Linked DNA regions of Homo sapiens: all the other regions are linked to region 4. The links are chromatin loops, found by intact Hi-C in ENCODE. Cell type or tissue: PC-9. All regions are shown on one strand. Each heading gives the region's core, and the rest is flanking DNA. Links, peaks and the distances in the headings are about the cores only.

What was found. Hi-C counts contacts between places; a loop is a spot of excess contacts. Peaks named below come from ENCODE experiments on the same cell type or tissue, not always from the same donor. Only the 100,000 strongest peaks of a DNase experiment are listed, where the experiment ranks them.
Region 1: a loop joins it to region 4, with 8 times the contacts of the local background. A loop is called at or near these places in 6 of 110 quality-filtered maps.
Region 2: it touches region 4 in a loop (7-fold over the local background); 3 of 110 quality-filtered maps call a loop at or near these places.
Region 3: a loop joins it to region 4, with 5 times the contacts of the local background. A loop is called at or near these places in 3 of 110 quality-filtered maps.
Region 5: it touches region 4 in a loop (5-fold over the local background); 4 of 110 quality-filtered maps call a loop at or near these places.
Region 6: it touches region 4 in a loop (7-fold over the local background); 26 of 110 quality-filtered maps call a loop at or near these places.

The regions. Positions count from the first base shown.
Region 1 is chr22:37,042,032-37,046,958 of GRCh38, forward strand. No RefSeq gene overlaps it. Among named protein-coding and RNA genes, the nearest start is that of KCTD17, 7.2 kb to the right of the region's middle. RefSeq lists an enhancer at 1,694-2,607. In PC-9, for the core only: CTCF peaks have their summits at 2,245, 2,449, 4,140 (motif pointing right) and 4,339; DNase peaks (open chromatin) are centred at 2,170 and 2,790; H3K27ac peaks cover 330 bases.
Region 2 is chr22:37,257,049-37,261,975 of GRCh38, forward strand. It overlaps LOC107985576 (a long non-coding RNA gene), which reads right to left. Exons shown (of 3, transcript XR_001755534.1): 3 at 2,424-2,668. Among named protein-coding and RNA genes, the nearest start is that of RAC2, 15 kb to the left of the region's middle. RefSeq lists an enhancer at 3,553-4,092. In PC-9, for the core only: CTCF peaks have their summits at 2,850 (motif pointing left), 3,052, 4,030 (motif pointing left) and 4,231; no DNase peak of the experiment used is centred there.
Region 3 is chr22:36,657,478-36,661,477 of GRCh38, forward strand. All of the region lies in intron 1 of CACNG2 (calcium voltage-gated channel auxiliary subunit gamma 2), which reads right to left. Among named protein-coding and RNA genes, the nearest start is that of CACNG2, 44 kb to the right of the region's middle. In PC-9, for the core only: no CTCF peak of the experiment used is centred there; DNase peaks (open chromatin) are centred at 2,434 and 2,724; H3K4me3 peaks cover 1,387 bases; H3K27ac peaks cover 2,490 bases.
Region 4 is chr22:36,544,120-36,549,046 of GRCh38, forward strand. No RefSeq gene overlaps it. Among named protein-coding and RNA genes, the nearest start is that of EIF3D, 17 kb to the left of the region's middle. RefSeq lists a silencer at 283-577. In PC-9, for the core only: CTCF peaks have their summits at 2,328 (motif pointing right) and 2,528; DNase peaks (open chromatin) are centred at 2,322 and 3,062; H3K4me3 peaks cover 557 bases; H3K27ac peaks cover 404 bases.
Region 5 is chr22:36,871,713-36,875,712 of GRCh38, forward strand. NCF4 (neutrophil cytosolic factor 4) reads left to right here. Exons shown (of 10, transcript NM_000631.5): 7 at 615-713; 8 at 3,941-4,000. Among named protein-coding and RNA genes, the nearest start is that of NCF4-AS1, 3.3 kb to the left of the region's middle. RefSeq lists an enhancer at 81-619. In PC-9, for the core only: CTCF peaks have their summits at 137, 2,063 (motif pointing right) and 2,265; DNase peaks (open chromatin) are centred at 269, 2,189 and 2,769; H3K4me3 peaks cover 556 bases; H3K27ac peaks cover 3,354 bases.
Region 6 is chr22:36,754,919-36,759,845 of GRCh38, forward strand. IFT27 (intraflagellar transport 27) reads right to left here. Exons shown (of 7, transcript NM_001177701.3): 7 at 3,293-3,491. The coding sequence ends at 3,393. All of the region lies in intron 2 of CACNG2-DT (CACNG2 divergent transcript), which reads left to right. Among named protein-coding and RNA genes, the nearest start is that of IFT27, 19 kb to the right of the region's middle. In PC-9, for the core only: CTCF peaks have their summits at 2,850 (motif pointing right) and 3,052; a DNase peak (open chromatin) is centred at 2,853; H3K27me3 peaks cover 1,186 bases.

The DNA.
Region 1 (4,927 bases), core at 478-4,477, 500 kb after region 4:
AGAGAATGTCCTTGTTTTTCAGAAATCATGCTGAAGAGTTTAGGAATGAAAAGTCATTAATTTTGCAGTTTACTTTCATATTTATTTATTTTTAATTTTTATTTTTTTTGAGATGGAGTCTCGCTCTGTCGCCCAGGCTGGAGTACAGTGGTGCAATCTTGGCTCACTGCAACCTCCACCTCCCGGGTTCAAACAATTCTCCTGCCTCAGCCTCCTGAGTAGCTGGGATTACAGGCATGTGCCACCACGCTCGGCTAATTTTTGTATGTTTAGTAGAAATGGGGTTTTATCATGCGGGCCAGGCTGGTCTCGAAGTCCTGACCTCAAGTGATCCGTCGGCCTCAGCCTCCCAAAGTCCTGGGATTACAGGCATGAGCCACCATGCCCAGCCTGTAGTTTACTTTCAAAAACAGTTCAGAAAAGTAACAAAGAAGGTGGGGAGAGAACAAAGGAAAGACTGTGTGAACACTTGGTGCGTCTGGTAAAGGCTCTACGGGATTTTTTACTATAATGTTTGCAACTTTTCTCTAAGCCTAAAATTATTTTCAAAGCGAAATGTTTTGTTGTTATTTCAATGCAGTTTTTTCTGATTTAGTTTCAGCTAGGGCTGCTCACTGACCCCACTTTCTTTTTTTTTTTTTTGAGATGGAGTCTCTCTCTGTTGCCCAGGCTGGAGTGCAGTGGCCCGATCTCAGTCACTGCAACCTCCACCTCCCGGGTTAAAGCAATTCTCGTGCTGGGATTACAGGCGCCACCAGGCCTGGCTACTTTTTGTATTTTTAGTAGAGACAGGGTTTCACCATATTGGCCAGGCTGGTCTCCAACTCCTGATCTCAAGTGATCCGCCCACCTCAGCCTCCCATAGTGCTGGGATTACAGGCATGAGCCACTGCGCCTGGCTGACCCCACATTCTAAAACAAGGTGAGGTGCTGGACTCTCGAAAGCATTTCTTGCTACTGAAGTGGTTAAGAGCTAGTCGTAGAACCCTACGACCACCCCCTGACCCACACCTCTCCTGCCCCCGGCAGAGATAGGAGAGCTGCCACCAGGAGCAGCAGGAAGGTAGAGGATGCTTTCTCTGGTGGCAGATGTTGGGGTGCTGTCCCATGGAGGAGGTGCATGGGGTGCCTCCCCTCTCCACAGGCTGAGTGAGAGGGCTTCAAGGAGGCCATCTGCGGAGCTTCACCCATGTGTCCTGGATTCTGGGGGTCTCAGAGGCTGGGTGGGCCCTTGCCTGGAAAAGCCTGCATCCTGCCAGCTGCTCCTTGCTGGGGTCAGGAGGCACATGTGCTGTGAGTCTTGTCAGGGTGGGGCCTGCCTGCAGGCTTTTCTGGGCCCAGCTGAGAGCTGGCCGAAAGGAGATGGCTTGGAGCTGTCCAGATGGGGAGTTGGTGCATGAGTGCACAGAGGCTGGAAGCGGGGTTGGGGAGTGGGTGGACGGTGGAACCCAGGAAGCTGATCCTTGGGGAGCATCCCAAGGGGCGAACCAGAGAAGACACTGCCCAGGAAGAGACCTGTAGTAGGAGCTACTCCCAGCAATGGGGGCACCAAAGAACCCTCAAAACAACCTGCCAGAAAACAAGGAGCCAGCTTGAAACATCTGCTCCGGCCACAGCAAAGCCACACCAGAGAACAAAGGACGCCAGGCAAGGAAAACCTTTCCTGCCCTTCCTTCTACCTGCATCCCCACTCCCTCGAGGGAGGAAACAGAGGGGGGATCAAAGGGTAGAAGGAGCTGGAGGACAGGCTGGGGCCAGAGCAGCACAGAGCACTCCTTGGGCTCCTCCTCTGTAAAGTGAGATCACGGCCACATCTCCCTGTTGGGTTACGATTAAAAGAGATCATCCACAAAAGTGCTTGGTGCAGTCCCTGGCACACGGAAGTACTCATAAACGTCCCTCTGGCAGCAGGGGCAGAGTCCACGGGGCCCAGGGGGACAGACGGTAGGTCCCTGGTTCTGTGCCATCAAGCTGTGGAATTACATGCATTGGAGCCAAGCAGACGTTGAGGCAGGAGAGGGGAGTCCTGGGGAGGGGAGGCTGGTGAGAGGCCGGCTGCCATGGCCTCAGTCCCAAGAGCTGAGCTTCTGCAAAAGGAATCAGCAGTAGCAGACACATAGGCAGGCAGGTGCTCTGGGGCTGCTGTCCAAGACACTCCCCAAGGACCTCAGCAGGCAGGCGCACCCCCTGCTGGTGAAGAGGAGTCTCCAGCCACTCTCCCGCCCAGTCAGGTCAGGCTGGGAGCGCGCTGAGCCCCACCCTGCTGGCTGAAGGGAGCCGAGCCCGGGGCCCAGGTGGTCCAGCAGGGACCCAAGGGGCCAGCATCACTGCCGCCCCCACTGCATCTTTGTGCAAATTAGAGAAGGCACCCTTTCCTCCAGACATTCCTGCCCTTCCTTCTACCCGCATCCCCACTCCCACCAGGGAGGAAACAGAGACGGGGTGGAGGGTAGAAGGAGCTGGAGGAGAGGCTGGGGCCAGACATTTCCAAACCTGTCACAAGTGCTGAGCTTTAGACTTTCAGAAACGAAGGAGACAGGGACTCTCCCCTGGAAGAGCTCACAGAGAGGGCCTGTAATGTCTGCAGACTCCAGGGTCACCGTCATATCATGAAAGGGTTGTCAAATATTCAGGTCTATGGACCCATATCTAGCCTCTCTGAGAATGATGCTTCCAGCCCAGGACCTAACACATAATAGATGCTCGGTGATAATGGCTAATATTCACTGTGTGCAATAGCACTAATAAGCATGAATTACATTACAATGTAAATATTGCAAACGGTTTGAAGAGGTTGCATAACTAACTAACAAGGTGTCATGAGTCAGGGTCCCAACCCGGAGTAGAGATTCAAACCCTGGGCCGTGGGCCTCTGGAAGCCTGATCTCATGTACCCATAGCTCTGGCTGGTCAGGAAACACTCTCTCTGATCGGATATGCCCGTTTCTCTCCTCAAGTGACCTGAAAAGGTGCAGAGGCTCAAAACCAAACACCCCCACATCAAGGATAAGTAACAGAATTGGCCCCAGGCAGTGATAGGATTGGATTTGACATAAAGAACAGAAAATGGCTGATCAGAATGTTCTGATGTGCTCAATCTGGGGAAGAGAACTGAAACCAAAAACCCAGCAGGGATGAATGACGTCTTAGTCATGGAACTGACAGGAGCTGTGAAACAGGCCACTCAGAAGTGAGGCAGAGACTGCTGCTAAGCTGAGAAGGTTCAAAACAGGACTCAGTGATGCGCTCAGGTGAGAACTTCAGGATGTATCTTGTGTTCTTTCAGCTCTATCTGGAGCAGAAAAAAAAAAAAAAACTCCTGGGCCATTCTAGGTCACAGAGGGGTGGGGGGGGTGACATGAGGAAATGACAGCCAGCCTGCTCTGGAGCTGGGGTCATCTAGGGTGGCCTTTCTCTCTACCTTTCCCTCCAACCCCAGGAAGGGGGAGTTGGTGGGCTTGGTTCTTCCCTGACCAAAGAGAAATGGATGTTTAAGGGGCAGCCTTTGCATCAGGCACTGATCTTGGGTCCAGGCAATGATAGACAGGGTGGCAGGACTGGCTTCACCAAAGCCAGCGTTCCCTGGTCTTCACACAGGTGGCCTGGCGAGTGCCCTCCACCTGCTAGCTCTTTAAATCCTCACAACAGCTGCAAGAGGTAAGCACTATTACTGTTCTTAATTTAGAAATGGGGAAACTGAGGTTCAGAGAGGTTAAATGACTTTGAAAAGTTACCCAACTGATAAACCACGAAGCCTTGGCTAGCATCCTTGTCTGGGGGCCTGTACCCCTTAACCATATCTCTGTTCTATTTCACTTTCAAGTGGAGTCCAGAGCCATATTAAAAAGCACTGAATGGGACGTGCGTGGTGGCTCATGCCCGTAATCCCCGCACTTTGGGAGGCTGAGGTGGGATGATCGCTTGAGGTCAGGAGTTCAAGACCAATCTGGCCAACATAGCGAGACCCCATCTTTAAAAAATGATAATAAAAAATAAAAATAAAAAGCACCAAAGCACCTGATCCCTAGTGGTCTTGTGGTTGGAGGGGGAATAAAAGAACGAAAGGAAAAAAAAAATACTTGAGGCTGCTCTTCCCAGAAGAAGACATCAGGGGGCGGTGTAACCAGCAGGCATTTGAAATCTGGCCCTCCTCCAGTTTAACCATCACCCTGAAAAGCAGCTAAGGAATGTCTGGAGTTTTATCATTATCCTCTGAATGAGGAAGACATGCAACAATCTATGCAGAGTGACAGTCCATGACTGCTGATACGGAATTCCATATTTTGTCCAAGCCTCCCAAACCCACCTACCCCAAACCAAAGCCTTCCCTAGGGCAGAGGCCACCTCTGGCAGCTTCACCTCTGTGTTTCAATGTCTGGTTTATATAGTGGGTACCCAGCAAGCCCAGCGATGGCCTGAATGCCAGGCCGGTTGTGGGGAGGGGCCAAGCATCCTTTTCAGAGGTGGGTGCACCTTTTCCCAACCCAAACATGGCTTCATCCGGACAAAGCCCAGGCACGGGCAGGGATATGGTGGCATCTGTCGGCTCTATTTAAGGGTCCCAGGTCTTGCCACCTGGCTGTTGGCTGTGGCCCTCGCCAGTGAGGTTGTGGCTTCAGATGGGAGCATTTTAGGAGCTTGCTGAGCAGAGCGCTGTGTCCAGGGATAGGTTGGGGTCTCTGTGGAAAGGACGGGGAGTGAGACTGGCCCAGACAAAGCCTTTCCCTCCATTTTGGGACCAAAGGTGCTGGCCAAGTCCCCACCTGGCACTCCAGGGCTGTATCTAAAAGGGCAGTGCCTGTGGGACGGCGGAGACCAGCCCTGCCCCAGGCTCAGACAGGCCTGTGTTGGACCAGCTGTGGGACTGCAGTTTTCTCATCTGTAATGTGCTGTCAAGAGCACCTGCCGCAAGGGTGCTGTGGGGTTC
Region 2 (4,927 bases), core at 392-4,391, 710 kb after region 4:
GTTTCCATTAACTATTTACCTTGAAGTTTGTCCCACATTCGTTGACGAAGAGCTTCCTCTATATGGACAGAATTCCATTGTGCAGACTTGCTAGAATTAATTTGATTAGTTCCTGTTGAAGGAAGGATAGGATTCCCCGCCTTTTGCTACCACGAGAAAGCTGCCATGAATAACAGCGCACACGTGCCATTTCGCCCAGATGCAAGTATCTGAAGGCAGCCTTCCCCAACAGGGGTTTGCTGGGTGACAGAATGGGTGCATCGGTGTCAAATGGCCCTCCACCAGGGTTGTATCTATCCATCCTCCCACCGGCGGTGTGTGGGAAAACTGGCTTCCCCACCAATACGGCGTTTCAGGCAATGTTCTTATTTATGACACCCCAGTAAGCAATAAATGACATTGCACCGGAGTTTTGATTTGCATTTCTTTTCCATAGGATAGGCATCTTTTTGGAGGGTTAAAAGCCATTGTGGCCAGGCACGGTGGCTCATGCCTGTAATCCCAGCACTTTGGATCGCTTGAGACCAGGAGTTCAAGACTTGGCTGGCCAACATGGAGAAACCCCATCTCGATTAAAAATACAAAAATTAGCCAGGCATGGTAGTAGGCGCCTGTAATCCTGGCTACTTGGGAGGCTGAGGGAGGAGAATCGCTTGAACCCAGGAGGTGGAGGTTGCAGTGAGCCGAGATCATGCAACGACGTTCCAGCCTGGGCAACAGAGAGAAACTCCACCTCAAAAAAAAAAAAAAAAAAAAAAAACCATTTGTATTTTCTTTTCCTGTAAACTGTGCCTTCATACCTTTTGCCTACTTTCTTATTCGGTGTTGGTCTTTTTGATTGATTTCCATGTTAGGGGGACTCACTTCTGGTCCATCACACAAGTTACAGCCATATGTTCCCAGGTGGCCACTGGCACTTTGGCTTAACTGATGGTGACTTGAGCCACGTGGACTTCTGCATATTTAAATAGTTTGGTTAATCAATCTTCTCTTTTATGGCTTCTGGGTTCTTTGTGATTTTTAGAAAGGTCTTTGCCATTCTGAAATTATATTTTTCAAACAGTTTACTATAGTTTCTTCTTATAGTTTTGTGGTTTCATTTGTTACACTGAATTATTTGACATGACTCATTATCCCATTGCACAGTGTAAGGTAGACTCAACTTTATAGTTTTACAGATGGCTACTGTAAACTAAAAATACAATTATAAGCCCTCCAACTGACTAAACAAACCACTTCTTGGCCAAAGGGACCTCAGAAAAACTTTTATTTTTATTTATTTATTTATTGAGACAGAGTCTCGCCCTGTCGCCCAGGCTGCAGTGCAGTGGCACTATCTCGGCTCACTGTAACCTCTGACTCCCATGTTCAAACCATTCTCCTGCCTCAGCCTCCTGAGTAGCTGGGATTACAGGCACCCACCACCACCACGCCCAGCTAATGTTTGCATTTTAGTAGAGACAGGGTTTCACCATGTTGGCTAGGCTGGTCTCGGACTTGTGACCTCAAGTGCTCCCCCTGCCTCTGCCTCCCAAATTGCTGGAATTACAAGCGTGAGCCACTGCACCTGGCCCAGAAAAACTTTTAAAACTGAGATCCCAACCGTGATGGAAGGGGAGGTCAGACACGCCTCATTATACACCTCCCTTTCGCAGTTGAGACACAACTGACCAGCAGTAATGTTAAAACAGAACCATAAATTAAAAAAAAAAAAAAGAACCATAATATGGACAGAACAGACTTTGTGGCAACACAATACCAAATTACAACCAGGACCTCAGGCCCTGCCAGGTGAGGGTGAGGTCACACACCCCACACTTAAACCGTGAACTCTGTCCTGCCTGCCACAAGGTGTTTCTTTTGCTCTGGCAGCTAAACAAGCCGCTGCCTCGAGATAAGCCAGATGAAATCAATCACAGCTCATCCAGGGCCCCTACGCTGAGCAACTGAGCCCCTGCTCCAGGCCCTAATTCCAGCCTTCATTAGAGAAGAGACTGATTTCAGTAGCTTTCTCCAGATCAGAAGACCACGGACCACGGACCAGTTCTGGCCGGTTTGCAGAAGCTCCGCGCCCGTGTTCCGAAGACCTTTAGCGGTATAGGGCCTAAGTGTAATGCATTTACATGTTAAGTCTCCACCCCAAAGTGAACATGGGTAGTATATCACATGCATGTTCTTTCAATATGCATCCGTCAGGGCCACCTTCATGAATATGCATAGCTCCTCCTGTAGCCTGTTGAATATGTATGTTTAGCCAACGCCTTTAGCATAAAGCTGCTACCCCAACCCCTCCTCTTTTGAAGTGCCTGTCTCTGGCCTCTGCCACATGCCATGTGCAGGATGGCCACCTTGCAGGCTGTAACTCTTTAAAGAAATAAAATCTCCTTTCTAAATATATAAATTGTGTGATTTTTTTTCCCAGTTAACAGTACCCATTGACCAACACAATTTACCCTGAACGTATATTCCTCCAGCGAGGCTCATACAAAACCTGGACGTGGATTTAAAACTAGTTCCCGGCAGGGCGGTGTTCTTGGTGCTTTTCCTCTCGGCCGCAGCTTCTGCCGCCCTCAGGGCCCCGTGGCTCCTCTCTCCGAAATATTTCATGAATCCGCCTCCTTCTCTCGCTCTCCACCTTGAGCTTCAGTTGAGAACTCCGCGTTTCTCCCTGGGAATGTAGAGATGCGTTAGTGCCGGGAGAGGGCGTTGCGAGATTTCCAGATTGCGCGTGGCATCCTGTCTTCCCCGTCGCTCTGGGACAAAGCCCCCTCCCCTTCCTACCCAACCAAATCCTCTTCCTACTGGACCTTGGGGTGCCCCCTCTAGGCCCTCAGCAGTCACCACTCACCCCCTCCCTTTCTTAGCCCAGTCCCAACCTTATCGTGGAAGGGTAGGAACAGAGTCCCAGCCCAGCCTGCCTGTCCACCTTCAGGCACCAAACACCCTGAGGTCTGCACCAGCCGTTGCTCTAGCCCAGCGGTCCCCAACCTTTTAGGCACTAGGGACTGGCTTCGTGGAAGACAATTTTTCCACGGATTTGGGGGGATGCTTTTGGGATGATGCAAACACATTTATTGTGCACTTTATTTCTATTATTAATTGTAATACATAATGAAATAATTACACAACTCACCATCATGTAGAATCAGTAGGACCCCTGAGCTTGTTTTCCTGCAACTAGACGGTCCCATCCGGGAGTGATGGGAGACAGTGACAGATCATCATCAGGCATTAGATTCTCATAAGGAGCCTGCAACCCAAATCCCTCGTATGCGCAGTTCACAACGGGGTTCATGCTCCCATGAGAATCTTATGCCACGGCTGATCTGACAGGAGACAGAGCTCAGGCAGTAATGCGAGCAACGAGGAGCAGCTGTAAATACAGATGAAGCTTCTCTGGGGACCCCTACGCTAGTCCACAGAGGCGGGAGAAGTGGAGCGGCTTCTCCTCTCCAAACAATGCACCCCTCCATCCCCATCTCATCTCCTCCCATGGGCAGGTCTTGGGCAAGGCTTCATTCTCACTAGAAAAATCACCCTCCCTCCCCCATGGCCTTCCGGCTCCTGCCTTTCTCCTGGAGCCCTGGACCCGGGTGTCCATCCTCCAGCTCTGGGTGGTCCAGGGGCTTCTGATGCTGGGCATCTGGACATGGAGGTTGTGGGGAAAGGTTCCTTGAATAGTCGGGGAGAAGGGTGGAGAAGATCGGCCCTTGCCAGCAAGTCCTCTGTCAGGCCAGCATCCCATGGTTAACAAGCTCGTTCTGGGTCCATTTCTCTGGGTAAATGGCAGTGTACAAATAGAAGTCCCTGCCCCCAGAGAGCTCACATTCCAGGTGGGAGACAGACAATAAACAAGCTAGCAACAAATACAATCACAGTGGCAGGTGGTGAAAGCGCCATGAAAAAATGACCAAGGAGCCTTCGCTCACACACTGGATTTCTTCTGGGCGCGAGCAGAAAAACCGGCGAATCCTGATCAAGAAGGCACCCTCTGGTGGCCATATGAGGAATAGGCCACAGTGACACCAGGGCGGACGCTGAGAGACCCGGTGGGGCCATGGCAGTGTCCAGGCAAGGGGACGGAGGCTTGGGCCAGGGAGGTGATGGTGGGAAGTGTAAGAAGTGGCTGGACGGAGAGTTGGTATTGTAGAGGCTTTAGGACTTGCTGAGGGAGTCAAGAATGATGTTGGGTTTCATTCTTAGCACCTTGGCGGATGGAGGCACCATTTAACTAGGAGGGGGTGGCCGCGGGAGGAGTGGGCTTAGAGCATCCAGGAATCAAGCTTCTGTCCTGGACATTTTGGGTGAGAAGCCTGTTGAACATGAAGCTGTTGAGTGTTTGGATAGAATATTCTGGAAAAGGGGAAGGGTCCAGGCTGGAGGCATAAGCGTGGAGTTGTCCCAACGTAGATGGCATTTGCTATTGACCGAGTGTTTACATCCCTGAGAACGTATATATTGAATTCATATGTTGAAAACTAATTCCAGCGTGATGGCATTTGAAGGAGAAGCCTTTGGGAGATGATTAGGTCATTAGGGAAGGGCCCTCGTAAGTGGGCTTGTCACCTTTATAATACAGGCCCTGAGAGCTAACTAGCCCCCTCCACCACGTGAGGATACAGTGACGAGTTCACCATCTATGAACCAGAAAGCAGGTCTCACCGGACATTGAATCTGCTGGCACCGTGGTCTTGGACTTCCCATGCTCCAGAACTCTGAGAAATGAGTTTCTGGGGTTGTTGTTTTGTTTTGTTTTTTGAGACATGGTCTCACTCTGTCGCCCAGGCTAGAGTGCAGTGGTGAGATCTCAGCTTCGTAGTATATTTTGAAATCAGGTAGGGTGATGCCTCTGGCTTTGTTCTTTTTGTTCTAGATTGCTTTGGCTACTCAGGGCCTTTTGTAGTTCCATACAACGTTTAGGGTTTTT
Region 3 (4,000 bases), core at 1-4,000, 110 kb after region 4:
GAAGAAGAGGTGTGCACGTTGCTCCAGGAGCCCGGCTGGAGGACACGGGGGCCGGAATTGCTTTTATTGGATAAATCTTCTCTGGATTGAGGAGTTCATCTTAAGAAATTTTTGATTCCTATGCTGGATAGGGCTGGACACTGGATCTACACTCTGTGCCTATAATTTTTAAAAACCTACAGAGTTTTCATTTTTATAAATCCTAGAACTTTTTTTTTTTCTGGATACAATAAGATTGGCCCGCAAATGGACAGTGGCGTAATGAGCAAAAGTGTCGTGAGGTCTGTGTGTTTCCTTTGCTATGGCTCAGGGAGTGGAGGCTTGTAGTTCCAGAATATTGAGTAGGCACAGAGAGCTCTGGAGCCCCCGGGAGCCAGGCAGGTAGTAAAATCCTAGTGTGGTTATGGTGCTGGGGCAAAGAAAATCTCCGTTCACTCCCAAGCTCTCCAGAGTGTCTGAGGCTGTAGAGAGGCTCACTGAGACTGTGAAGTGGGCACAGGCTTTGTGTCTTGGGGGATGAGCCTAGAGACTTTTCACTTCTGGGGGTTTGTCCAGTATGTTCCTCTAAGGTTGTCATAATAAGTGCATCATTACCAAGTATTACAGCAGGTACTGGTTTGCATCAGGGCTGCTGACGTTGTCTGTGGGCATTGTTAAGAAACCAATCTGGGAAACAAATCTGAACAAAGACCTCACAAAGCCACAGGAGTGAAAAAATAATGGCCCATGAACTTGAGTGGGGGCAGGTATAGAGGGAAAATACCCTAGTCTTTATTTGAAGGAAGATTGCCCGGAACTGTGAACTTTAGATCAAGACAAGAATCCAAGATCAAGGCAGATTCTACCTTATGATTAAGGGAAAGTCCTCCTCTCGCCAATAAGGGCAGGTAGTGACAGGCATCAGGGAGGCCATGGGGCCTGGGAGAGGGAAGAGGAGCAGAGAGAAGCACGCACTGCATGCTGGGCTTTTCACACATGAGAAAGCCTTAAAAATAACCCTCCAGTGGTTATTACTTCTCCCATTTTCTAGATAAGGATAATACAGCTCAGAAGCTAGATAATTTACTATCTCAGGGCTTCTAAGTGTTGGGGTGGGATTTAAGCCTGTCTTCCTCATCCATCTCTTTTTAAATTCCTTCCGTCCTTTATTCAACACATCTGTATCCAGCCCTTGCCCAGGTGCTGGGTACACTGCAGGGACCAAAGCAGGAATGTTCCTGCCCTCAGGGAGCTTTCAATCTGTGGGCATGATGACAGTGAACAAAGTAACAAACCATAATGTAATCACAGAGGGCAATAGTGCTCCAGGGGGAATAGGCGGGGTGTGGGGACAGGGCAAGAGTGTGCGGGGAAGGGACTCCTTAGGTTGGGTGGTCAGGACTGGCTCCCTGCAGAGACTGAAGATAAGATGGAGCCTGGTATTGGGGTGGGGACAGCAATGACGCTGGGAGGGAAGGAAGGGGTGTGCAGGTTATAGGAGCCGAGGGAGCGCCAGACGGTGGCTCTCCGAAGTGTATGTATGCCCTTTCACTCCAGCATGTGGCTTGGCAAGAGAAGCATTGGAGTCAGAGGAGGAAATACCACATTACACAGTGGGTAGGAAACTGACTGCCCTTAGAAGTCTAAGACGGTGTGGGCTGAAAATACCAACTGCTTCCCGCTAGGTGTAGGCACAGGCCTGCTGAGAGATTTCTATGGCATTATTAAGGGAAAGCGGGAGGGTGGGGGCTCTGTCCTCTTGTGGGTGAGGGCCTGGGCAGCAACTTGTCTTCCCACAGCACAAGCTCCGACCCTACCAAGTCAGAAAAGAGGCTGGGACAGGGCCACGTGGAGTCAGGGAGTGGGGAGAGGGCTGTCCCCCATGGCGACCCTGATGCTACTTCTCAGGGACGGGAAAGGAGAGGAAGGAGTGTGTTAACCAGGTCAAAGGCTGCTCCACAGTGAACACTGTGCTGTTTCACGTTACTTATTTCATGTGAGGAAACTGAGGCTCAGAGAGGCAAATTACCTTGCCCAAGTTCATGAATCCAGGAAGGGTATGCCGTGGAGTCTTCCTGGCTTCAAAACCCAGGTTCTCTCCTGTGACCCGGGCTGAGGGGCAGCAGATTACCTGGCCCCAGGAAGGAGTGGGGCCAAAGAAGCAGGACCTGGGGTGATTCTGGGGCCGGGGGAGGGAGGGAATGGCAGGGGTGGGATGGTGCGGGGACACAGGCACACAGGTGAAATGCTGATGTACTGAGATAGGCTTTGCTTGGGAGATCAGAAAGACCTGTGTTCAAATGCCAGCCTGTGCCAACTGCTGGAATTTAGCAGCCAGATGGAACACCTTGAATATCTGCGCGGCCCCTCCCCCAGCCTGCCACCCCCGAGAGGAGGCCCTCACAGCTCCTCTTGCCTCTGGCTGCCTGAGTAAGCAGTCCCCTAGAAGAGCCTGACTCATTCGCCTTGGCTCCCTGCCACCAGAGCTGCAGGGAGGACAGTAGCCCAGTGGCTGGTGGCTTCCAGCTTGCACTGACTGCCCAGCCTCCTCTGGGGAGCAGATGGGGACAATCCCCCCACGACTCTGCTCCTGGTACCCGCACAAGCCGGGGCCTCCCAGGTCAGCTCTCATTCCCTGGCACAGACCTGTCCCACCTTCTTGTATGTGGTTCTGTGTTTATGTGTCATTGTCCCTCACTAGGCCGTGAGCTCTTGCAGGGCAGGGATGCCTGAGTCATCTCCCGTCCCCAGTGCTCATGACAGGACTTGGCACCATGTAGGGGCTGCTCAGCAAATATTTGCCAAATTCCCTTCCAAATCAAACAGGAAATCCCCCTACCCTTGCCGGGGGGCAGTTGCTGGTGGAGCCGGGCCCGTGACCATGGCTTCTGCGGGCTGCTCACCCGGCTTCAGCCCTCCAGTGCCAGGCGCGCACAGGCATATGTCACATTTCAGCATTGTTTTCCTTCCGATGCTGCTTTCGATTGCTGGTTTTATTCCAGCCCATTCTCACTCTCTGTCTTGGAAAATCACAAGGCAACTCCACGCTGCTCCTGGAATTCTTGCCAATGTGATTCAAGAGGAATTGAGCACACTGCGCTGAGCTCCCCTCAACACAAAGACGCTGCTACTTTCAGTGTGGTGGCCTTCCTTCCACCAGCCTGGCCCCCCACCTTGCCCAGGTGAGGCGGGCGGGGCGGGGCAGCGTGTGCGCTTGGCTGTTTCACCCAGTTGTCACCCACAAAGTGCCCCAGTTGAAAGCACCCAGGGCTGGGAGGTGTGGGTTGTTAGATAAACGTGGAAGCAAGGTTGCCCCATAACAGCCCAGAGCCTTCCCTCATCCCAGTCCTCACTCACAACCTACTCTGCTAAAGTTTTTTAAATCATGGCTTCTTTACTAGCTATGTGACTTGGGATAAATGACTTACTCTCCTCTGTGCCTCAGTTTCCTCATGTGAAAAATGGAGACGATTGTTACAGGATTAAATGAGATACAGTGGCAGTACCCAGCACAGGGCTTGGTGTACTGTGGGCATTCAGTGACTTCTGGCTGTGATGCCAATGACCTGTGTCAGTGCCGGCACATGCTTTCTGAGTGCAGGCAGGTTCCTTGGTGCTAAGCCCTATTACCGTGAAATCAATCAACTCCGTGCTCGGACCCTCCCAGGCACACCGTTTGAGAGCAGGCTTGGATTCAGTCTCCTATCAGTCTCTAGAGGAGTCCGGAAGTGGAATGGGGAGCTGAGGCTGCCATGTACGTCGGAGGCAGTACCCGATGGGGTGTGACTCTCTGTAGCTCCTCCAAGCACCTGGGGAGCAACATTTACATGCAGCCTCCTGAGATCGCATGTTAGATGGAATCATATTTATTTCTTCCTTAGTCGGAGATTACACGGTGAAGTGGGAGAAGTGTGGACTTGCCCTCCCATCATGGCCATTTCTGGGCTGAGTGACATGGGACAAATCATCCAACTTCTCTCATGCTTATGGGAATGGGATGTCAGGAGGTTCAGTGTGGACT
Region 4 (4,927 bases), core at 580-4,579:
CCTTAATCAAATATATTTTGCGTCTATGTTTAAAAAGCAGATTTCACCTAAAAATCTAGTTTTTTGGCTTCTCTTAAGATCTGGCAACACCGGGCTGGCCTTCCTGCGATACGAGAAGAAGCTGGAGCTGAATAGGAGTTGCCCCCTTGGCCAGGGGCTCTCTACTTTGCCTCAGTCCCCACTACTCCCTATTGCACCAGATTCAAACTTCTTCATAGTCATGCATGTTTGCCGCTGGGGCCTGTGGGAGTTTGCTGATAAGTTGCAGTGCAATGCTGTGGGTGCTGTGAGAGCACGATGAGCAATAATAACTCAGCCTTGGGCAGTCAGGAAAAGCTTCCCAAGGGAGGCGAAGTCACAGCTGCTTCTCTATAAAACCTGCAGATGCTGCTGAACACCCTCATCTTTATGGCTCAAGGACATGAATAAAGGACGCAAAGTCAGAGCTCACGAGGAATCTCTGGCATAAAGCGACTGAGGCCCAGTGACTTATCTCGGGTCACACAGCCTGCTGATGGCAGAAGTGGGGCTAGAACTAGGATTACCAACCAGAAACCTTTTTGGACTACTTTCCCTAGAACCAGAGCTGTCAACCAGAAACAGTTCTGGGCCACTCTACCTCCCCTGTCTCTGGATTCCTCGGGAGTTAGGAGGATTTGTACTCTGGAATCTTAGACTTGAGTCCTGTCTCTGCCATTTACTTGCAGTATGACCTCAGATGAGTCACTTCCTTTCCTTGAACCTCAGTTTCCTCATCTGTAAGGTAGAGCTAAGGATTCTGACCTCAAAGGAGTGTTCTGAGGGCCAAACGTTGGGAAAGTGGACAGGAGGCAATCTCAGACATCTCATTAGCTCAAGAGGACTCTAGATACCTGAGGGTCATTATGACTGTTGACAAGTAGCCACCTTCTCCCAAGAGATTTTGTTACCATCTGTTTAACAGTGACCTTGAAGGGGATCCATCCCCCACTTTGCCCTTGCCAGTCCCTTAAAGGAGCACGCATGGCCTTTGGTCAGGCTTGGACCCTGGAAGGGAATGCTTTGGGATTCTCTGACTTTGGGTGTGAACTGGGCCCTGGATGCAGAGCCCAAGGGTTCCCCTCTCCTGGGAGGCTCCAAGGTCACAGCGAGTACTAGGGTAGAGTTGGGAAGGAAGCAGAATTTCCTGGGCAAAAGAAATGTCAATAATTCTTTTGTTTTCTTCAAGGCATCTACCTGCCTATCTGGGGCTCCCCTTAAATCCCATGTCTGTGGCTGGAACTATTGAGACTCTCCTACTTTGAGGAGGTCCCACTGTCCTGAGTTCAAATCCTGACTTTTCTCCTTATTAGTTGAGTGTGACTTTGGTTGGACAAGATTTCAAATTCCTCTAAACTCCAATGTCCTCATCTACAAAATGGGCCTCTTAAGAGTACACATTTGGTAAGGTTTAGTGGGAATTAAGTGAGATTATGTGTGAAAGGGTTTAGCACAGTGTAGAGCTCAGTCAATGCCCGTTATTACTGTGATTGGAAATTAGAATGATTGCCACCCATCGTGTTTGTATAACACTTGACCATTTCTGAACTTATGCTTCTCTTACGCCATTTGATCTTCGCAATGACTCTTTGAGGTGGCCGGTGCAGGGATCATGACCTCATTGCACAGATGAGACAACTGGAGCTCAGAGAAGGCAACCGTCTACTCAAGGTCACACAGCTTGAGTATGGCAGAGTGGCAGAGCCAAGTTCACTTCTTGTTCTTTTTTTTTAAGATGGAGTCCGGCTCTGTTGCCCAGGCTAGAGTGTAGTGGCATGGTCTTGGCTCACTGCAACCTCCGCCTCCCGGGTTCAAGCGATTTCCTGCTAATTTTTGTATTTTTAGTAGAGAAGGGGTTTCACCATGTTGGCTAGGCTGGTCTTGAACCCCTCACCTCAAGTGATCCACCCGCCTCGGCCTCTCAAAGTGCTAGGATTACAGGCGTGAGCCACCACACCTGATCTCAAGTCTTCTGAGATGAAGATTAAACAGCACCTTCCACAGGGTCAGACCGGACGAGACAAGACCAGGCTTTGACCACGTGGTTGGGTTGTTCCCTGGGTGCTTCATATCTCCCAAAAACTCCTTGATAGAAATAATCCACAATGCTGTTTCAAACCCTTTTTGCCTCTGTTTATGCTCTGAGCCTGTACCACCTCTAGGGGCGAAGAAACTTCTCCTTTCTCCGTGGCGTCAAACGGACTTTTCCTTGTATTTGTCCTAAAGGGACCTCAGCAGCCCCTCCCCGTTGGGTCCGTCAAAGCACTCTGCCAGAAGGTCTGTGTGTTCTTCAGTGTGGGCACATGATGGCGCTGCTCCACAACGCATGAAAAATCAGGCCCAACCCACCCCTCACCCCCCGCCCCCCGGACTGCATTTCAACGCATCAAAGATCAATTAAACACCTACTATGTGCAAGTGACTGTGATTGCTCCGGGGAGGGCTTCAGTTATTCAATACTGTTATGTTTAGCTATATTAATAATAGCCGTAATAACATCGGTACAGGGCTTCATAGTTTATCGAGCAATTTACGTGGATTATCTGGTTCTATCTGCCAAGCAGTCCTGATGCGTTAGATCGGGTGGGTCTTTCTGTCCCACTTGAGGAGGAAACTGAGGCACGGAGGGTGACAGAACTTATGTAAAGGCACGGGGGAGAGAGGCACATGGTAGGCATTTGATGAATTATAGGTGGTGGATGGAATGAGGCAGACCCAGGCATCTATCTCCTCCAGGTTGTTATTCATCAGTGAGGGCCGGGATTGTATCTTATTTGTCTTTCCATCCCCACTCCTAGCACGGCTTCTGATTGAGGGCTTCCACAGACCTCTGTGGCAGGGAGAGGAGAGGCAGGGGGATTCCCTGTAGGCTGCAATGCCGAACAGCTCCTGGAAGGCTCTCTGAGGGTGTGCAGGCTGAGAGAGGTGGCTTCTGGGCTGGAGACTGCAAAGAGAGGAGGTCACTGCCTTCACCGTGTAGCATTTGCAGGACATGAATGACTCACCGTAATTCAGCTCCTGAAGGCACCAAGTAGCTGAGTGGTCAGGATGATTCATTCATTCATTCAACAAACGTTTTCTGAGTGCCTGTTACATGCTAAGCATTAAGAATGCAGGTATGCAAACACAGCCTCTGTCCCCCTGGAGCTTCCAGAGCAGTGGAGGAGATGGAGGGCAAAGAGCTAGCAATGCGGTTTGGTTTGAGTTGCCCAGAAGTCTGTACTGAGTGCCACGGGGTAACCAAGTCTAGTGGCACAGTGTGAAGGCTACAAGAGGGGGAGATGTTTTGCAGGATTTGAAGGATGAAATGAATTTGCAGATAACCAGACAAAGAAAGGTGCATGAGGACTGGGGGAAGGAAAGCATCAGGGGCAGTGGGGTATGTACGGGCAGGAGCTGTCAAAGGGCGTCAGTCATGTGTTTGAGGATGGGTAACAGATGCAGTAGGAAAGACAGTGGTACCAGCAGGGAGGGCCTTGAAAGCTATTCTGAGGACTGTGAATTGCATCTTGTATTTGTCAGGGAATCACCATGCTGGGAGCTCTGCTAGGAGCTCAGAGTTCCATGGAGAAGGTGGGCAAAGAGAGGCCCATCACTCATGTTTACTGAGCCTTGACTATTTCGTGGTGCTAAGCACTTCTTGGGCCTTGGTTTATTGTCTGTCTTATAAGGCAGGTACTGTGATCATCCCCATTTTATACACGAGTAAACTGAGACTTGGGATACTGACATAAGTTTTTCCCAAGGTCATAAAACTGGTACTAGTGGAGTCAGGACTTGTCTTTTTTGTTTTTTAATGGTCACCTTTACTAAAGCTGAAGTGTATGGGTTTTTCACGGATGGGGTACAAAATTCAAAAGGCTCAAAAAGTCCCAAGTGAGGTTGCTCTTCTTTTTTTTTTTTTTTGGGATGGATTCTCGCTCTGTTGCCCAGGCTGGAGTGTAGTGGGATGATCTTGGCTCACTGCAACCTCTGCCTCCTGGGTTCAAGCGATTCTCCTGTCTCAGCCTCCTGAGTAGCTGGGACTACAGGCACATGCCACCACGTCTGGCTAATTTTTTTGTATTTTTTAGCAGAGACAGGGTTTCACCATGTTGGTCAGGCTGGTCTTGAACTCCTGACCTCGTGATCTGCCCACCTTGGCCTCCCTCCCTCCCCAGAGGTGACTACTCTTACACTTTCTTGTGTTTTTTATTTTCTAGAGACTTTGCCTGTTTGTTTTGTGAGAGGTGTTTTATATAGACATAAGCACAAAAAGCAAGACAAGACAAGTGCCTGTTAACTACAAACATGGGCTTTGGGAAGAGCCAGTGTGGGTTTAGATCTTGACTTTTTCTGAGAGCCTGACAAGTGTCACCATTAAATGCTGGTTTGGACAAAGGGTGGGCGGGCTTGGAGGGTGGGATGAGGATGGCAGGGGGTAGGGACGTGGACATCAAGAGGTCTGTGTGCACAAGTGTGACTGTGTGGGCCTGGACTGGGGGTGAGGTGATCAGATGGGGACAGGAAATGGGGACTGCAGAGGCCTGGTGAGAGACAGAGCAGGGACGAGGCAGGGGAGAGCGGCTGCTGCGGGGCTGTCATAGCCGGCAGGCGTTTGGCAGGGCAGAAGGCACAGTAAGAGGAAGAGAGGCAGCCTGCGGGCTTGGCTTGGGACAGCCTCTCTAAGGCTCGTGCTGACTCTCGAGCAGTTCCAGCTCAGCAGGCCATGCACACGAACCAGGAAGCTGGGTGGACTGGGCTGGGAAGGAGGCCATGGGCTCAGGAGCCCGGGAGATCTGGTCCCAGTGCCCAGTGGGGATTCTGGGCAAGCCAATTCCTCTCCAGGCATCTGTGCGGGTCAGCGCCACACGGAAGCCCCTCGTCCCTGTTGATCTTCACTGTAGAGGGAGAGGCAGGGAAAGGCTTG
Region 5 (4,000 bases), core at 1-4,000, 330 kb after region 4:
ACCCCCGCCCCCACGCTGGCCAGGCTCTCACACTGTGGGCATCTGCCTTGGCCCACCTGCCAGCCACTGGGCCTCTCCTGCTGGGTGCTGCTGTGTGCCTGGGACAGTGCTGGGCACCAGGAGGAAGGAAGGGGTTACAGCCTCAGCCTCTGCCACTGGGGGTCCCCCGAGCCCAGCTAAGGGGAGGGCATGTGACCAGCGTGCGGAGCCAGAGGAGAATGCTTCCATCCCTACGCTCATCCGGACAGTTTACCTGGGCCTCCTCTGAGTCAGCCCTGCCTTAGGCATGGAAGCTGCAGAGATGACTCAGACAAGGCCCAGCCCACGATGAAGCCTGGGGACCAGGGTGGGTGCTCAGCCCAGAGAGTTCGAACCCTTCCCTGTGTGCTCACCCCCACCAGGTTTGGAAGGAGCACCCATCCTGGAGTCAGGGAGACCTGGGTTCAATTCCCAGCTCCTCCACTAAAAAATGGGGTGGCCTCAGAGAAGTCGCTTATTCTCCCCAAGCCTCAGTTTCTACATCTGTAAAATGGGAGACTAAAGTATGTAAGGCACTTCTATAGGAACTCAGTGAGTGTTCTCTCCTTCCCTCCTTACTGCACGCTTCTCCTCAGGCTCTATTTGACTTCACTGGAAACAGCAAACTGGAGCTGAATTTCAAAGCTGGAGATGTGATCTTCCTCCTCAGTCGGATCAACAAAGACTGGCTGGAGGTGAGTTCAGAAGTGAGGATGGAGGTGAGATTGAAGGTGAGGTTGGAGGGAAATTAAAAGTGAAGATAGAGGTGAGGGTGGAAGTGCAATTGGAGGTGAGGATGAAGGTGAGGGTGGAGGTGAGATTGGAGGTGAGGATGGAGGTAAGAGTGGAGGTGAGGATGGAGGTGAGATTGGAGGTGAGGATGAAGGTGAGATTGGAGGTGAGGGTGGAGGTAAGAGTGGAGATGAGATTGGAGGTGAGGATGGAGGTGAGATTGGAGGTAAGGTTGGAGGTGAGATTGGAGGTGAGGTTGGAGGTGAGATTGGAGATGAGATTGGAGGTGAGGATGGAGGTGAGGGTGGAGATGAGGGTGAAGGTGAGGATGGAGATTGAGGGTGGAGATGAGGGTGAAGGTGAGGATGGAGGTAAGGGTGGACGTGAGGATGGGGGTGAGACTGGCAGTAAGGTTGGAGGTGAGGATGGAGGTGAGATTGGAGGTGAGGGTGGAGGTGAGACTGGAGGTGAGGATGGAGGTGAGATTGGAGGTGAGATTGGAGGTGAGGGTGGAGGTAAGGGTGGAGGCGAGAGTGGAGGTGAGGATGGAGGTGAGACTGGAGGTGAGATTGGAGGTGAGGATGGAGGTGAGATTGGAGGTAAGGTTGGAGGTGAGGATGGAGGTGAGATTGGAGGTGAGGATGGAGGTGAGCGTGGAGGTGAGATTGGAGGTAAGATTAGAGGTGAAGATAGAAATGAGAATGGAAGTGGGATTGGAGGTGAGTTTAGAGGTAAAGATGGAGGTGAGGATAGAGGTGAGGAAGGTGAGTTTGCAGGTAAGGATGGAGGTAAGATTAGAGGTGAGGATGGGGGTGAGTTTGGAGTTGAGGATGAAGGTGAGGTTGGAAGTGAGGTTAGAGATGAGGTTGGAGATGAGGTTGGGAATAAGGATGGAGGTGAGGTTGGAGGTGAGGATGGAGGTGAGAATGCAGGTAAGGTTAGGCTGAGATTAGAGGTGAGGCTGGAGGTGAGGTTGCTTCAGGCATTGTATGCTTCAGAGACTGAGGATGGTCTCAGAAGGCCTCAGGGAAGAGATGCTATCTGAGGATAGCCCTGGAGATCCAGGCAGGTTGGGGAGCCTGCGGGAACAAAGCCTTTGGGGAGGCAGGTGTTCGGTGGCAGCAGAACATTCTTGGAGCTCATGCTTTGGTTCTGACCCTGAAAAATGGGTTGCTTAGGGCAAGTAAGTTAACCTACTGAGTTTAGTTTCTTGGTCTGTAATGGGTGTCTCAGCAGGGGCACTATTGACATTGGGGCCAGATGGTCCCTTGTGGGGTTGTCCTGAGCATTGCAGGCTGTTCAGCAATATCCCTGGCCTCTCCACTAGATGCCAGCAGCACTGCTAAATTGCACCAATCACATGGCTCTCCAGATATTTGCTCCTGAGGGGTGAAATCGCAACCACTTGTGTAATATGGGACAACAGTACATACCTTGCCCACAGCAGTAAAAGCTGCTGATGAAGAGTGTGAACTCAGAGTCAGCCTGTTTGGGCCATTTCCTAGCTCTGTTTTTCACTAGCTTTGTGGACCTTTGGAAACTTGCTCAAACTTGCGGTTTCCTTTTCTGTAAATGTTTCTTCATCGGCTTCCTGGAAAGGGTAAAGGAGGTGGTAGATGGCCAGGGCTCGCCCCAGAGCCTGGGTGTGCGGCGCCTGGCCAGGTACTAGGGTCATTAGGAGACTTAAATGAAACTTCAAAGCCAGGGACTTTCCCAGTCACTGCTTTGTCCCTGTGTGGCCCACAGAAGGGCTGTGTTCTGACTCAGTGAGTGGAGGTGGGAAGTGGCTGTGTTGGGCCTTGGCCTGGGACCAGCCTTTTGTATTAGGTCCTGTCTTCAGACTTAGTGCTCCTGTGGGGAGTGTTGAAGGAGGTTCTGGGACAGGCCCAGAGGCAGGGTCAGCCCCCAGGGGTCCCAGGACCTTTAAGAGTTGGGTTGGGTCCCTAGCGTCCAGGCCCTGGAGAGGAGCTAGTAGTGACCACTGGTTTAGCCAGTTTAGCAGTTTCCATTTTACCCTAATCATAGATCTCCATCTCAGGAACTCAGGGCTCTTACAGAGGCCTGAGGAGTATCTCTGGGCCACTTTCCAGAAATAGAAAACATGTATTGCCTTCCTGTTTTCCGGAAAGTCCTACTTATCAGTATGCTGGCTAACTTCTGGCCTCAGGTTGAAGGTGGGGGCAGAGGGGCAGGGAGGGGACCACTTTGAGCCTTGGTTAATATGTTTGTAAAATGGCATGTAAATAATCCATGTTCCATAGGGTCGTTGTGAAGATGAACAGAACACGTGCCCAAAGCCCAGGCCATGGCCGGGTCTGGGTCTGATTTCTGGCTACTTGGTCTAGAGTAGAGGCACAGTTGTATCTGATGAATGAATGAGTGAGTGAGCGGGATCAGCAGCAGGCCCTTCCTCACCCCTCATCCTCTTCCTCCCCTGTTCTATTTTCCTCTGTAACACCTGCTGCCATCTGACTCACTGGATAGGTCATTGTTCACAGCGCGCACAGCGTGTCATTCCCCATCATACTGGAAACTCCGTGGGGGCAAGGACTTATTATTATTTTTTTATTATTATTTTTTCTTTGAGACAGAGTTTCACTCTGGTTGCCCAGGCTGGAGTGCAATGGCGTGATCTCGGCTCACTGCAACCTCCACCTGCCAGGTTCAAGTGATTCTCCTGCTTCCGCCTCCCGAGTAGCTGGGATTACAGGCCCGCACCAACACGCTTGGCTAATTTGTATATGTTTAGTAGAGACAGGGTTTCACCAAGTTGGCCAGGCTGGTCTCGAACTACTGATCTCAAGTGATTCACCAGCTTCGGCCTCCCAAAGTGCTAGGATTACAGGTGTGAGCTACTGCGCCCGGCCCAAGGACTTTTATCTATTTTGAGAGCCCAGAGCCTGTCACGTGGCTGGTTCTCAAGAAGCCTTTGTTGAATGAATAAGTGAATGAGTGAGATAAAAGCAGCTTTCTATATAAATCCAGATTCTGGCATATTGTAAAACCCAAATATAAGCCTTCTTAGAAGTGACCAGCTCAGCGAACTTCCTCGCTTTCCCTCCTCCCTCTACAGAAGAAGACCCGGACCTCATCTGCCTTTCCCCATCACTAGAACGGGGCTGAGGGCTCTGAGGCGTGGCTCTGCTGCCTCTCCTCTCACCAGCATGGCATCCCTTCTCTTCCTCTGCAGGGCACTGTCCGGGGAGCCACGGGCATCTTCCCTCTCTCCTTCGTGAAGATCCTCAAAGAC
Region 6 (4,927 bases), core at 367-4,366, 210 kb after region 4:
GCAGACGCAGCATGCATTTTGTCAATGTTTGCTCATTGAGAGTGGGTTCTTTAGGCAAGTGAAGTAATTAATAGCCACTTGTTAGGTTCCCAAATAGTGCTGGGCACTGTGAGGATGTAAAATCTCTGATGTCCGGCTGGGCGCGGTGGCTTACGCCCGTAATCCCAGCATTTTGGGAGGCAGAGGTGGGTGGATCACCTGAGGACAGGTGTTCAAGACCAGCCTGGCCAACATAGAGAAACCCCATCCCTACTAAAAAATACAAAAATTAGCCAGGCGTGGTGGTGCATGTCTGTAATCCCAGCTACTCGGAAGGCTGAGGCAGGAGAATTGCTTGAACCTGGGAGGCAGAGGTGCGGTGAGCCAAGATTGCACCATTGCACTCCAGCCTGGGTGACAGAACGAGACTCTCAAAAAAAAAAAAAAAAAAAAGCTCTGATGTCCATCCACCTCTGGCTTCCTGTTGCCTTTGGAATAAAATAGAAATTCCTCCCACTGTGGACCCTCCCTATCTCACCTTCCTCTCCTTCCCCGGCACACACCAGGGTATGTCTTCACCGGCCTTAAGTTCCTCCATGTTCCAAGCTTGTTCGTGCCTCAGGGCCTTTGCACTTGCTGACCTTCTTGCTGAATCTCAGTGCAAATGTCCCTTCTTCTCATAGTCCTTCCTATCCCCCCAAACCAGTTACCCCACAAATCAACACCCATCTCAGCTCCGTTTTGTCATCTGCACTGCCTCAAATTATCTTGATCATTTATTTACTTGTAGAACCAGTTTATTGGAGAATCTCGAATCCATGGGCTCTGAAACAAAACCATTTTACTTTTTCCTAATTACTTTTTTCCATCAAGCTCTGCAGAGGTCCCCTTCCTGCTGGGTCTTCCTAGCAGGCTGATCCCGACACGTTTCAGACCATCCTAGTCACTGAAAGGCAGGCCAGGCCAGCTCAAAGCTTCCAAAGTGTTTGTTCAAATCTCTTTTCCAGAAGGGTGGGGAGGGGAGCAAGATCTTTTCTTCCTCTCTCTGGAGTAACTTGGAACAGAGGGGCCAGGGAGGAGCTGCGTGTCTTCTCCACAGGCCTCCTCTGGGTCTGGTTCCATCTGTTATCTCCGTGGTGGCAGGGGGTGGGGGAGGTACTTGGTTGTTTTGGGGCTGAGCCTCCTCTGTTGCTGGGGTCTCCTCAGGAAGGGGCAGCCACATTCCCCTCCAGCCCTGCCAGGGGAAGAGGCCCCCTGCCCTTTTCCAGGTAGGAAACAGCTCCCTTTGTCAGTACCTGGCTGGCTGGTCACATGACTCCACTCCATGTGGGTCCTTCTAGGAGCCTTCCGTGGAACACCCGTGCCGCCCTTCCAGACGCGGTCCTTGCTTTTCCCACTGCTGGTGCAGGCTTCTCCCCAAGCCTCTCCCCATGGAACGCCCCCCAGAGGGGACCAAACAGCTCTGGGGATGTGTGCTGAGCTTCCCAAGGGTGCCCTCGCCACCCTGTGCTGCAGCTGGCACCAGGTTTCTGCAGCTCAGAGAGCATCCGGCTGGGGGTGTGGTGCCAGCCCCCTCTTCCTGGCAGCATCCTGTCTCAGGAGGATCCTCTTGGGCCTCCTTCCCTTGGCGGGGCAAGGGGGTGATGGGGGGGGCACCCACTCACCAACACAGTGGCCACCCTCACTCCCATCTCTCTTGACCATTCCAATCTTATACAGACAGGGAGGAGTGGGGAGTAGGGGGAAGGGGAGCTCACAGCAGCAGGACCAATTCTTCCGCCTCTACTAGGGCCATGGGGAAGGGGGCTGGCCCTAAGCTTCCATGATCTCTTTAGGAGGTGGTTTATTTAGCATCTTTGTCCACAGCTGTGGCCCTGGTAACCAATTCTGGGGCAACCGGAAATGTCCCCGCTGCATCCCCTTGGTTATGGTGAGCCTTCCCTTTTGGAACATGTGACACGAAACCAGCAGCCTGGCGTTGCTAGTGCCTAGGAAAATGCCCGGCAAATGGTAGGCCCTTGGTAACTACTTGCTGAAGGCATGACGCGGCCGCTACAGTGGCTTCATGTTGAGTAACAGGAAAAGAAGGGGGACGCGAGAGCCTGACCTTGGCTGACACCGTGTGCCCAGATGCCCTGCACACCCGTTACTTCACTTCTCACAGTGACCTTGAGAGGCAGCCTAACCCCCACCTGCTCCCAGCCAAGCTCGGGAGGAGGCAGAAGAGGACGGCGGCTGGGAGCCGGGCTCTGGCGTCCACGATCGTGGCTCGGCCACCCCTTGGCTAAGTGTCTTAATTCTCTGACTCCAGCTCCTCATTTGTAAAAGGGGGATGGTAAGACTCTGCACTGTAAGGACTAAATTAGCGAATATATGACATGTGCTTAGCTCATGTAGAGACATGGCAGGTCGTAAACAGGAACCAGGGCAATTTCCATTATTGCCATTATCACTGGGACAGGCCCAGGTCCGTCCACCCCAACGCTGGCACTCTGCATGACACCCCTAGCTCCTGTGGAGGGAGAGTGATGAAGTCCTCTGGGGCACGGGGGCTGAAAGAAGCCGAGACCCCTGGGGGAAGGTGACAGTCAGGGAAGGCCTTGGATGCCAGACCTTGGCCGGCATCCTGATGTAAAAGGTGGTGAGGCACCTCTGTGGGTCTTTAATCAGGGGAGTGAGACGATGAAAGTGGTGTTTTAGAAGATTAATCTGGCAGCAGAGACAGGATGGAGAACAGTCAAGCTCAGTGCAAATAATGATGCCAGCTGCCCAGCTCCCCGAGGCAGGCAGGAGCCCTGGCCTCCCTGCGCTCAGCCTTCCCTGCAGCCATAGAGGCTGGACCTGCCACCAAGAGACAGGCACCAAGGAAGGCCGGCAGAGGGCACTGTTCTGCCAGTGACAGGAACTACCTCCAGGGAGGTCTGGCATCTGGCTAGCCAGGAGCAAGCAGCAGAACGGACTCTGTCAGAATAAGGGGGCCATCAGCCCCATCTCAGCCTTGGGACAGGTTCTGAGCTGGGCATTTCAGCTGTGGGAAACCGTAAGCAAACGCTGGGCCAGGCCCTTTCAATACCCACTGCGGGCTTCGCTTTTGCAGTGGGAGGCCCTTTAAGGAGCCGGTGCACCCTGCCGCGCAGTGGGCAGGACCACCCCCTCGAGCAAGGCGACGTCCCGAAGCACCAGCCTCACAGAAGGGAGGGCCAGGGTCCCAAGTGGGGCTCCCGGCTGCCCTGGAACCGGCAGTGACGCAGTGGCCAAAGTGTACAGTGGAACTAGGGCCACCCAGGCCAAGAGTGGAAGGAGCTGCTGCTTCGACATTTTCTCCTAATTTTATTTAAAGCCATCATTATATATTAAAAGAGCAGAGGTAATTCTGTCTTCTCCGGTTGTGCAGCACGATCTGCTCCAGCTCGTCATGCCAGGGCCCGGAAAACCTCCACCTTCTCCCGGTACAGCTGGTGGAACTGCTTGGCAAGGCAGTGGAAAGGGGCTTCGAAGTTTTCCATCTCTTTCTGGAAAGACAGTTTAAAAAGTTGGCTGTGTTCTTTTAGAAGGGTCAGAGGGCCAGCTCTCACTCAATGCTTCCCTCATTCGGGGGCTACCTACTTTCCACCTCATTTCATCTTCACGCCCTTCGAGGTAGCCACTTTCATGGATGCCAGTTTTACAAGAAGGAAACTCAGATGGAGTCAGGTAACTCAGAGATGAAGGTACCTTGCAGGAAGCCACACACCTTGTGAATGGTGGAGCTGGGGCCTGAACCCATGTCTGTTTCTACAAAGCCTGTGCTTTTAGTTGCAGTCACTGTACGTGTGACGAGATGTGAAAATGACACCTTTCCTCAGTTTTGACTGAGGCTCCAAAGGCCAAAGCAAAATACCAAGGAACCTGGAGCCCCCCATCCCGAAGAAGAGCTAGACAGCATGGGGCACCCTCTTCCTAGGCTGGTGCTGGACCCAGGCCTGGGAGGAATCGAGGTGAGGTGGTGGCTGGGCAAGCCAGGAGAGGGCTACCAATGAGACGGCCTCGCTGCCTCCTTTGTCAAACTAAACGGCTGCAGCAGCACTTCCCTGAACCAGCGGGGGCCAAGTGGAGCCAGCCTGGTGCTGTCTTAAGGGGGCTCGGCTGGGACCGCCTCCAGGAGGGTGACGGGTCCCAATAAGAATGAACAGCCAGGAACTGGGGCTGCAGGAGGAGTGAGGGGGGACCACCTGTGAGAAGCAGCCTGCAGGTGAGACAGCGCCACTGATGGGGTGGGGAGGGGCATCTCAGAGGCGCCCATGGGGCACCAGCCGGATCCACCCAGCAGGTGTGGAGTGGGCCACGACAGACCCCAGCAAACACGCTGCACTCCTGGCTCCGGTCTCTCCCTCCCGAAGACTGTGAGAGGAGGTGCCACTTTAAATCAAGTTCAGAATTTTGACAATCACCCAGGGCTGGGCACTTTAATACCTGAAATCGTGAATATCTTTGTGACTAAAGGAGCCCAAAAGAATTTTTGTTACCTGAGAGAGAAAAGAGAAGTTCAGGAACTTGCCCTAGATTTTATCTAAGCGGTGGAAAAAACGGGCCCCTCCAGGGTGCACAGGGACAGGCTGGAGGGCAAAGGAAATGGCGCCCTCTCTCTTAACAGCCACTCTCACTCTGTTGGGTGCACGTGTGCATTCAAAAACTTTCTCAGAAAAAAGTTGGCAGAAAAAGGAATGTACTACTTTCAAGACAGCAGCTCAAGCTATGAATGCACTAAGAACCTGTTTTGAGACGATCCCTGGCAGCTGGCAAAAGTGCAACCTTGAGAAGAGGCCGTGAAATATCCCCAACGAAACAGAAGGATTTCCAAACTGAAGAACGTTGCAGAAGGCATCAAGCGCGGTGCCTTCGCTTCACAGATGAGTAGTTTGGGGCCCAGCGGGTGAAGCGGCCCAGCTGGTTGGTGCAGAGCCCAGCC